Regions from separate parts of the Homo sapiens genome. Here region 1 is linked to region 2. A link is an interaction called in ENCODE POLR2A ChIA-PET data of the cell type or tissue named here. Cell type or tissue: PC-9. All regions are shown on one strand.

Region 1 (5,000 bases), 170 kb before region 2:
CAGTCCGTTCTCCTTTGCTTTACCCTTCCCTTCTGATGGTGGTGTCTCAAGCTTCAGACATTTTGAGGATTACCTTCACAGTGTTTTCCACATCCTAAGACATAATTTCTATGAAACCTCTCTTTGATGTGCTTGTTATAATTTATTTTAATATATTTTAGAGTAAATATGTAACTGTTGAGCAGTTCATTTACTCCCTGTGAATTATCTTGCCTCCAAGGGTATGTGAACCCCTCTCTTCATAGCCCTGTTTAAGACTCTCACGGCCTCTTTCGGAGGGCGCTGCTGGCTTTTACTCAACCTCACATTCTCCTAGAATCTCACATGCTCCTAGAGTTCTACTAGAATGTTCACGCTCCAGTTTCTAGCCTATTGGCCAATTCTGTTAGGCGATACCCCGAGGCTGTTTTGCCCATTCATTAGTTAGGGAGCTGTTTTGATGATGCCAGTTCTCCCTAAACCAGTGATAATAAATATTTGTTGGATTATGAATGGAATGAAAATGTTGTCTTCACTTGTCAGCACAATTCTAGAGTCCGAATCTCAATACCTGCAAACACTGTCTTTCCTCTCTCCTTCCTTTCTTTTTCTCTCTTCTCTTGTCTTCTCTTCCCTCTCTTCTCCTTACCTCTCCTCTTCTCTCTCTCTCTCCTCTTTCTCTTCCCTCCCTCACTCTCTCCCTCCTTTCTTCCTTCCTTTATTTATTCCCAGTCTCCTTCATTCTCTCCCACCTTTCTTCTTCCACTCCTCCATTTATTTATTTATTTATTTATTTTTGTCTTTTTACCTTTGGGTTAAAAAATTAGGATTTTATTTGGAGTTCACTTTCTAAAGAAACTCCTAACAGACCATGCACAGAATGTTTCCACACTGTAGTAGAAGAGTCTGGAGTTTTTTTCAGAGACCCTCTATTGACTTTCTGAGTTGAAACAGTTTAGACTCCACATAAAATATGTGTTGTTTACCCAGGCTCTTCATGCTCTGCATACTGTTACAGTCCTTGAAGAGCTTGTCAGTGACAAGTAAGATAAATGAATGAAGAGGACTTTACAAGTGTTTAAAAGCTAAGTATAGCATGTGCTGCCCACGACTTAATTAAACAGACCTGCGCTTAACTAAGTAACTTTGTGGTGGAAACATCTAGGGCCTTTCCCTTCCCCCAGACTCTGCCACTAGCAATGGTGCTCAGGATGTTAGAAATTCCTTGGTTGTCTGGAGTTGCTAATGTGTTAGCCTAGCTGTTAGCTGTCTCATTGGTTGAAGCATTAAACGCTAGTGTGGACTGTGCATAATGACTTTTGAATTTATATTAGGGGATGGTCAGTAACATGGACTTCTTTGGGGCTCCATTAAGATTTTCTAATGTGTCTGAGTTCCATCGTTTTCAGAGGGAATTTTAAAATCAAAAGTGAGCTGCTTTTCTTTAAAGCTATGATTGGAGTGGGTGATCAGAGCCCATTCCCAGGTCAGTCTTGATTTGTTTATGAAGGGGCTGGTCCTTAAGGATCTGAGCAGTGGGATGCACTGGTTACAAAGGAGGCTGCACAGTCAGAGCCTCAGATCTACCAGTTATTTGAGCTCTGATTAGTTGCTTAATCCCTAAGCCTCATCTTCTTCATCTGTAAAGTGGGAGTAATAAGAAGCTTCAACCAAGGCAAATATTCAGGGCATGTGCAACTGTGTCACTCTTGGTTCTCATGGGTTTCTGCATCTGTCATAGCAGCTATTAAAGATTTTAAATACAATCCCCACCCCTGCCTGCATCGCAGGGTTGATGTCAGACTGACTTAATGAGATGATGCCAACACAGTGTTGTTCACACAGCAAGGGCCAAGCAGGCATTGGTTATTATTTTTTATGTTAACAGGAGGCTCCATCTCACAATGTCGGTTAGGATCCTAACATTATGAGCAGAGCACATAGAACTCTTTCTTTATAAATAATCCTTCCTCATGGGCTGTACTGGCTGACAGTAGAACAGGGGAGATGCTGCTTCTGGCTACAGTCACTGTCCATAACCCTTCAGGGGATTCCCCAGGTTCCTAAGGTGGCAGCAGAAAGCAATGTTTTTTTTTGAGACAAGATCTCATTCTGTTGCCTAGGCTGGAGTGCATTGGCATGATCACAGCTTATTGCAGCCTCAACCTTCTGTGCTCAGGTGATCCTCCCACTTCAGCCTCCCAAGTAGCTGGGACTACAGGCATGCACCACCACACTTAGCTTATTTTTTGTATTTTGTTTTTGTAGACGTGGGGTTTCACTATGTTGCCCAAGCTGGTTTCTAACTCCCGAGCTCAAGCCACCCGGCTGCCTCTGCCTCCCAAAGTGCTGAGATTTCAGGCATGAGCCACTGCGCCTGGCCACAGAAAGCAACTTAGCAACATAATTTCCCTCCCCTGACTTTAGCAGGAAAAAAGAAAAGAAAAACTGCACAAAATATGCAATAGGAGCAGTAGATCAGCATCTGTCTGTCTATCTATGGTGTTTGGTTTATGCTGAAGACATTCTTCCCTCTCTTGCCCATTTTTTAGATATAGGAAATGAGACTCAAGGAATCCTGATTCAGTCTGAGTCTCAATATGAATGTTTGGCCGAAACTGAATTAGTGCTAGGCAGGTGTTACTTCCCTAAGGAAGGTGAGAGTTCTGTCACGCTAAGTGATGAGAACTCTCAAGAAGTATCCATGGAAAAGAGCCTAGGAGTCACAGGTGTGTTAGTCCTGTGCAAAAATTAAGTGCAGGCTTGTTAATTATTCAACTATGATTAGGGTTTTAGCTGAGATTCTTGCAAAAACAGACCCCAAGCTGGGTGAGGTAGCTCACGCCTGTAATTCCATTGCTTTGGGAGGCTGAGGTGGGTGGATCACCTGAGGTCAGGAGTTCAAGACCAGCCTGGCTGACATGGTGAAACCCTATCTCTACTAAAAATACAAAAAATAAAATAAAATAAAATAACTGGGAGTGGTGGAAGGCACCTGGAATCCCAGCTACTCTGGAGGCTGAGGTGGGGTAATCACTTGAACCCGGGAAGTAGAGGTTACAGTGAGCCGAGATTGCACCACTGCACTCCAGCCTGGGTGACAGGCAAGACTCTGTCTCAAAAAAACAAACAACAACAAAAACAAAAACAAAAAAAAACAGAAACAAACAAAACAGATCCCAAGACAAGCTTTTACTGCAGGTAGTTTATTTGAGAAGTGATCTCCAGAAACATGGTGAGAGAATGGGGCAGTGATACAGGGAAGGGAAAAGGCCAACAAAGGGTGCATCAATGGGCAGTTTTCTGCTATAGTCAAACAGGGCTCCCACTGCTGAGGACCTAGTGAAAGATTCTGGAGCACACTGTAGGGTTGTCCACTGAGGGGCCAGGATGCTGGCTATTTATGTACCATCTCCTTCCCTCACAGATTTAGAGTTGTTTCAGGGGCGTGAGCTCCCTAACACTTCCCATCTGCCCCATTCCCTGGCCAAGTGTGCACCTGTGGCCAAAGCAAGACCTCAAGCCGAGGAAGATGCACGGGCTCCTGGTGGGAAGACAGCAGCACATCCAGGACTGTCCATCCAAGCTGCAGACAAGATCTGGTGTGGAACAAGAGAATATAGGAGGGACCCTGACATTCTCTGCAACAATTAAAAATAAAATAAAATAAAATAAAAGTGCTTAATGAGTAGGTATAAAAACACCAGCCAAACCTTCATGATGATCTACTAAATTTCTGTCTGTAAATAGGGACCGAGAGAGAGAGCCACCTTTAACAAAGTTGGGAGGGAGAGTCCGACCAGTGTTCTGTTCTGCTATAGAGGAGGGGCAGGAAGGATGGATCAGCTGAATGAATTTGGGGAGATCAGACCAGTGCTCAGGGAAGGACTGATGCTATAGCAGTGGATTGTGTAGATATCTGTAAACACACAGATGCCAAGAGCCTGGCCCATTTTCCCAGAGATGTTACAGTGTGACATGGGTGAGTATATGGCTGTGGCTCTGTCTTAAATTCCTTCCAAATGCCACAGGTTGATGTTATTTTGAAAAATAAGGTGGTGAATTTTCATCTCACATACATTTCCTGCTCTTTCCACATCCAGTAAAGGAATGAAGGAAGCCCGCACACATACACACACTTGCATATCTCACATTTGGTGTTCTAGTTCCCCTCATTGACCTGCTTTCCTCTCAAGGTGATTGGAGGGCCACTTTACTGTGCGATCTCCCCAGTGTACTCTCCTTATACCTATAGCCAAGCCAACTTTCAAATCTTAACTCAAGGGGCGTTTGACCCATGGAGCCTTATTTGATGCCTCTGCCCTCAGCTGGAGGGGATCTGTTGCCTCTGAACATCCATTTAAACCATACCCTTCTCTCCTCCTCCTCTTCTTATACGGTTTTATAGTCAGGCTTCTATTTCCTCATGTCCTATTCATCTTTGCCTCACCCCTGCACCTGGAGTGGACCTTACCCTTCATGACACTGCTGTAGGACTCTGGAGTCAGACATCTGGGTTTGAGTTCTGTTCTTCTACTCACTAGCTGAATAGTTATGGGCTTAGTTTCCTCATCTGTAAAAGAGGGCCCCAAGAATAGCCATCTCAGGAGTGAGGATTCAGCAGGAGAATGCTGGCCAAACACTTAGCCTGGCACATAATTATTCTTGGCATCATTGCAGTTGCAGATGTTCAGTAAGTGTTGAGTGAATTTCAGTGCAGTGTCCACAGTAGAAGCCTTTACATCATTTATTCTTACATACTCCCAGAAAGTTCCCCAATGCGGCACATTCCTTTAATAGCTTCTGCATCCTCTGACTTCATTTTGTCCTCCAACTGTGACCTGAGTGCTGCAACTTAGATTCTACTCAATTATGATTCATTGCTATGTGAGTCTAGTGGATGGTCAGGAAATCTCTCCTCTCCTAGCCATCCCATTCTTGTCTGGTTTGCTCATCTTTTACTTGGAGACAAGAGCTGTTCACCTTGCTCTGATTAGGTGGAAACAAGACAGTAGAAGAGT
Region 2 (5,000 bases):
GGTCTATAGCTACTAACAGATTTTAATTATTTAGATTTCTCTGCTTGACATTCCTTTTGATACCAGTTTTATCCTAAATGACCTCAAAGGATTTGACATGCTGATCATACAATCTCCTCCCCACCGCCTCCCACACACCTACCAGAGAGACAATTGGAGGGTGGTGGGCTCGTCCGCAATTGGGGGAAGGGGATGCAGTGTTCTAATAGAGTAATAGGCACAGCCTTCATTTGTGGTTCAGAAGCCCTTTGGTCCATTTTTGGACTTCTTTGCAGAAAACTAAGATGCTAATGAAACTTTTTTCAAAAGGGAAAGATGTTGAAATGTGTCCTCATGACCTGTGTCCTCCATGCAGAGTAAGCAGGACTTTGGTTTCTAAGGCTCTCTACAAGAATTACCCTGGTTTGTCTTTTTAATTTCCTTCCAAGACAGCTTATGATTTCTTTGTATCTGAAAGAGTGGAAAGCTGCATTTGTACTAAACTAGAGGTTGACCCAGAGTATGCAGCCTTTGTAAGCGGGGAGAGCTTTTTAATTTAAAAGTATGCCTCTGCTCTAAAGTGCGAGTCGGGGAGCAGAGACACCGATCATTTTTCTAGAATCACTTCACAGATGGGTAAGCTAGGATCCAAAGAAATCAGCTAGCTGACTATAACATTTACTCAACTGACCTTTGAATGAAAAACACCAGCCAGCCTCCCTTTGGACCAGACTTCGTTAAGTCTCAGGCCTGGTATCTCACCCTTTGATATTCTAGATGCTTTTCTGGAGTCTGTCACTTCAGGGGGGGAAACCATCGTCTTCCACCTCTATGCTCCAAACCTATCCTGGTTTCTAAGACTGTTCTTTCAGCAAACTTGTCATTTGCAGACATTGATTGCTTGTGGCACCCAGCATGGCTGTGAGGGGAGACTTCTTGTGGAAATGTGGCCGGCCAGCCCCGCTGGTCTGCAGTGAGTTACCGGTGTCGGTGGAGCCCATGCGGCCTCCCAGCATGCTGGCAAAGGACGCCAAGGTGTTCAGCAGAGACTGGAGTCAATTAAAGGCTGTGACTTGGGAAAAGCCCTCCTTGCATCTCTCTTTTTAATCTGGACCCTTTACCTTTTGATATTCTAGACGCTTTTCTTTTGCCCTCTGTCAGCATTGAATTTTTTAATGTGACTGATGTCTCAGGTCAATAATTATATGTGGCGAAAGTTCTTAGGTGACAGGTTTAGATGCCTCTAATTTCAAGGCAAAAGCTTGAGGTTTCACAGTCCCTTCCTGTAGGACGGGGTTGAGGCACTGGGCCGAGGGGGCTGGGAGGCCATCAGCATTCTGAGAGTGATCTAGGGTTTGCCCCACTTCTGGTAGGTTGTCTTGATATCTGAGTAAGATGGTAGGGGCTCCTACCCTTCAGTTATTTCCCACACCCGTTTGTTTAGTGTAGCCCCTTAGCAGGGGCCAGGAAGTTCAGATTTATTACTACGAAACTCTTTAAATAAGTTTCAATTTTTATGTTTCACAATTTCTCAATTTATGACTTCAACTCCTTTGACAGAGACTAACAAACTTGGGTCCTGCAAGACCTTACTCCAGGCCCTGCATCAAGTCAGCTCAGCCAATCAATACAATATGTGCTTATTGGGCACATACTCTGTATCAGGCACAGTGCTAGGGCCACAGTGGCAGACCGAGTAGGCAGGATCCCTGTCTCCATGGAGCTCACAGCCCAGCTGGGAGGACCGCACAGCTACGTCTGGGAAGTCTCAGGGTTGGGGAGGTACGGGGCCTTGGAAGCAAGGGCAACAATCATCTAACTCAGACCAGGGCTCAGGGAGGGCTTCCCAGAGGCAGTGTTGTCTAACCTGAGGTCTGGACAGTGAGTTTGAGTTTGTCCAGTGAAGGAGGACAGGAGAAAGCTAAATCAGAGAGTGGAGGCAGCTGGGAAGATGGAAGAAGCTTAAGGAGGTGACTTGGTCTTGTGGGTATTTCCTTAGAACAGTAAGGAGCTACCAAAGGGACTTATGCCAATTTGTATGTTTTAGAAAGTTTACTCTGGGCACATCAGAGACAATGGGATTAGAATTTGAGACTTAAAACTATTGTTTTTTTGTTGTTGTTGTTGTTTTGTTTTTGAGATGGAGTTTTGCTCTCGTTGCCCAGGCTGGAGTGCAGTGGTGTGATCTCGGCTCACTGCAACCTCCGCCTCCCAGGTTCAAGCAATTCTCCCTCCCTGTCTCAGCCTCCTGAGTAGCTGGGATTACAGGCACCCGCCACCATGTCCGGCTAATTTTTGTATTTTTAGTAGAGACAGAATTTCGCCATGTTGGCCAGGCTGGTCTTAAACTCCTGACTTCAGGTGATCCGCCCACCTTGGCCTCCCAAAGTGCTGGGATAATAGGCGACCACGCCCAGCCTGTGTTGTTTTAATATAAGGAATGGAAGAAGGTCCACATAGGATGGGGGAGATGGTCCTAGCCCCTTTCACAGGTCATGCTTTAGGAAGAGGGTACAGACAGCCCCATTCATGGGTGTGAGCCTTACCTCTATTTTACTCCCACCTTTTCCACTGTTATCTGCTGCCGGTGGCTCACACCAGTCATCAGAACCTCAGTTTCTCCAAACATTTGTCTCCTGGGTATAAATCTTTTGCTCTGGCAACACCCCTCAATTGTGGCTTAGAATAGACTTCCACCTTCTCTCCCCAAAACCCACCCACAGCCTTTCTCTCTAAAAATAATATTCCTGGACCTGCTGGCACTCACACAAGCTCTGGGCCTTAGTTGAATTTGGAAGGCAGTCATGCAGTGGAATTCCAGCAAGTTGGCTTAAGGTACCCATTTATTTTTGTACAGTAGTTTCCTGCTTTCCAATATTCCAGAGGATATTTCTCCTGTCACTTAGAAGAGGAGCTGAAGAAACTACAAGTCAGGCAAGATGAAGGGGAACATGTTTCAGCCCCACTTGGAAAGCTGGTTGGGAAATGAAGCTCTGAGCCACTGAAATAACATACTGAACTCACACACCATGAAATACTACATCCTGGATACACCTGGGATGAGTCATGGCCACAGCAGGAACCCTGGTGGAAATGGCCACAGTGACTGATGGTTGATGGTCGAGTGACTTGTGTCCCTGGCTGTTTCAGCTGCTAGACTTCAGCCACTGGATTCTTTGTGCAGATGCTGCCTCTTCACCGTTATGTCTTCCATTGACCATGATGCTCAGCCATTTCCTCTCAAAACCATGGGGGCCATCACTGTTCTGTTTGGGTCCTGGTTTTGAAATGACTGGGGAACCTCCTGTCATCACCTTGTGCTCCTTCAGATTGCAGCTTGACCCCAAGAAAAGGGAAGAATTTGAATAGGACTGAAAATAATACTCACTACTATTTATTGAGCTATTATTTTGCACCAGGTCCTGTACTAGGTCCTTCTCTTTTTTTGACACGAGGTCTGTTGCCCAGGCTGGAGTGCAGTGACGTAATCTCAGCTCACTGCAGCCTCGACTTCCCAGGCTCGATTGATCCTCCCACCTCAGCCTCCCAAGTAGGTGGGACTACAGGCGTGTGCTACTACATGCTGTTAATTTTTGTAATTTTTTTGTAGAGGCAGGCTTTCGTCATGTTGCCCAGGCTGTTCTGAGACTCCTGGGCTCAAGTGATCCACCCATCTTGGCCTCCTAAAGTGCTGGGATTACAGGCGGGAGCCACCAAGCCTGGCCTTTTTTTTTTTTTTTTGACAGGGTCTCACTCTGTCATCCAGGTTGGAGTACGTTGGTATGATTGCAGCAGTCCTCCCATCTCAGCCTCCCAAGTACCTGGGACCACAGCCATATGCCACCACGCCTGGCTAAGGCTAATTTATTTTTATTCTTTTTGTTAAGATGAGGTCTTGTTATGTTGCTCAGGCTGGTCTTGAACTGCTGGACTCAAGCAATCCTCCTACCTTGGCCTTCCAAAGTGCTGGCATTATGGCCATGAGCCACTGCACCCCACTGTGCTAAGTTCTTCAGTACAGGATCTCATCACATCTTCACATCCATCCAGTGTGGAGTTCCTGTTATCCTTTTCCTGAGGATGAAGCTGGGCTTTCGGAGAGGATGTCGCTTGCCCAAGGCACATGACCAGTAAGTGGCCAAGCTGGGATTCCATCCTGACCTGTCCAATTGTAGGGGCTGCATTCTTATCCAGCTCGCCACGCTACCACTCACTCCCTGGGTGACCTGCCCCTCGCTGGGCTTCACTGTCTCTGCATCATCAAAATAATATGAAATCTTGAATTCGAAGGAAATGTTATAAGGAACCTCAGCATCTGGAAGGGAGAAAATGCAGAGCTGTCCTGGGTGAAGTGCGGGCATGTGAGAGTCAGGAGAGCAAGGAGCGGGTCTGAGACTCCCATGGAAGCATCTCCCCAGGAGCAGCACACGTGTGTTGCTGTTTGGTTTGCTGGCATCCTGATCTCTCCACACCAGCCCCAGTGGCCTGAGCCGCCTCTGGGTCTCCTACCCACTGCCCTCACCCCATCACCTTCCTTTCTCACCTCCTCTCTTCTTGGCAGTCTTCTACTCTTTGGCTTCTTTGCTCCTTTTGCCTGAGGGAGTGGACTCGGGGTTTGGATGGAACTATGATCACTCCCCTTACAGGGAGGTAGTGTGGATTAAATGCCAAAAGACATGCTGTGTGCTTAGTGTCAAGCCTGGTACAGGGCATGCAGCAAACGTTGGTTCCTAAGGTGATTCGTGTGAATACTGTCAGTATCATTCCGGACACAGAGGGAGATGAGGGAACCTTTGAACGGTCATGAGCCCTGGTTAGAATGGTTAGTCATGTTCTTCTCCCTCTGCCCCGTCTCTCACCCAAGCACCCTGAGCCCTTCTTGGACTCAGCCTCTGTTGCCAGGAGGCCTCTGCCACAGCCTGGCCTCTCCCATCTGTGACACTCCTGCCAGATCTCACTCTGTCCCCTGACGGACACAGGATTTGCTAACCCTGTGAAAATCCCTTAGGCGAGAAGCATAT

The links. ChIA-PET counts read pairs that join two places held together with the same protein. Peaks named below come from ENCODE experiments on the same cell type or tissue, not always from the same donor. Only the 100,000 strongest peaks of a DNase experiment are listed, where the experiment ranks them.
Region 1: POLR2A ChIA-PET joins it to region 2 with 5 read pairs; 4 of 35 experiments call an interaction of 5 or more read pairs at or near these places.

Annotation. Positions count from the first base shown.
Region 1 is chr3:55,704,514-55,709,513 of GRCh38, reverse strand. All of the region lies in intron 15 of ERC2 (ELKS/RAB6-interacting/CAST family member 2), which reads left to right. Among named protein-coding and RNA genes, the nearest start is that of ERC2-IT1, 48 kb to the right of the region's middle. In PC-9, no CTCF peak of the experiment used is centred here; no DNase peak of the experiment used is centred here.
Region 2 is chr3:55,533,116-55,538,115 of GRCh38, reverse strand. All of the region lies in intron 17 of ERC2 (ELKS/RAB6-interacting/CAST family member 2), which reads left to right. Among named protein-coding and RNA genes, the nearest start is that of WNT5A-AS1, 48 kb to the right of the region's middle. In PC-9, no CTCF peak of the experiment used is centred here; a DNase peak (open chromatin) is centred at 3,035; H3K27ac peaks cover 555 bases.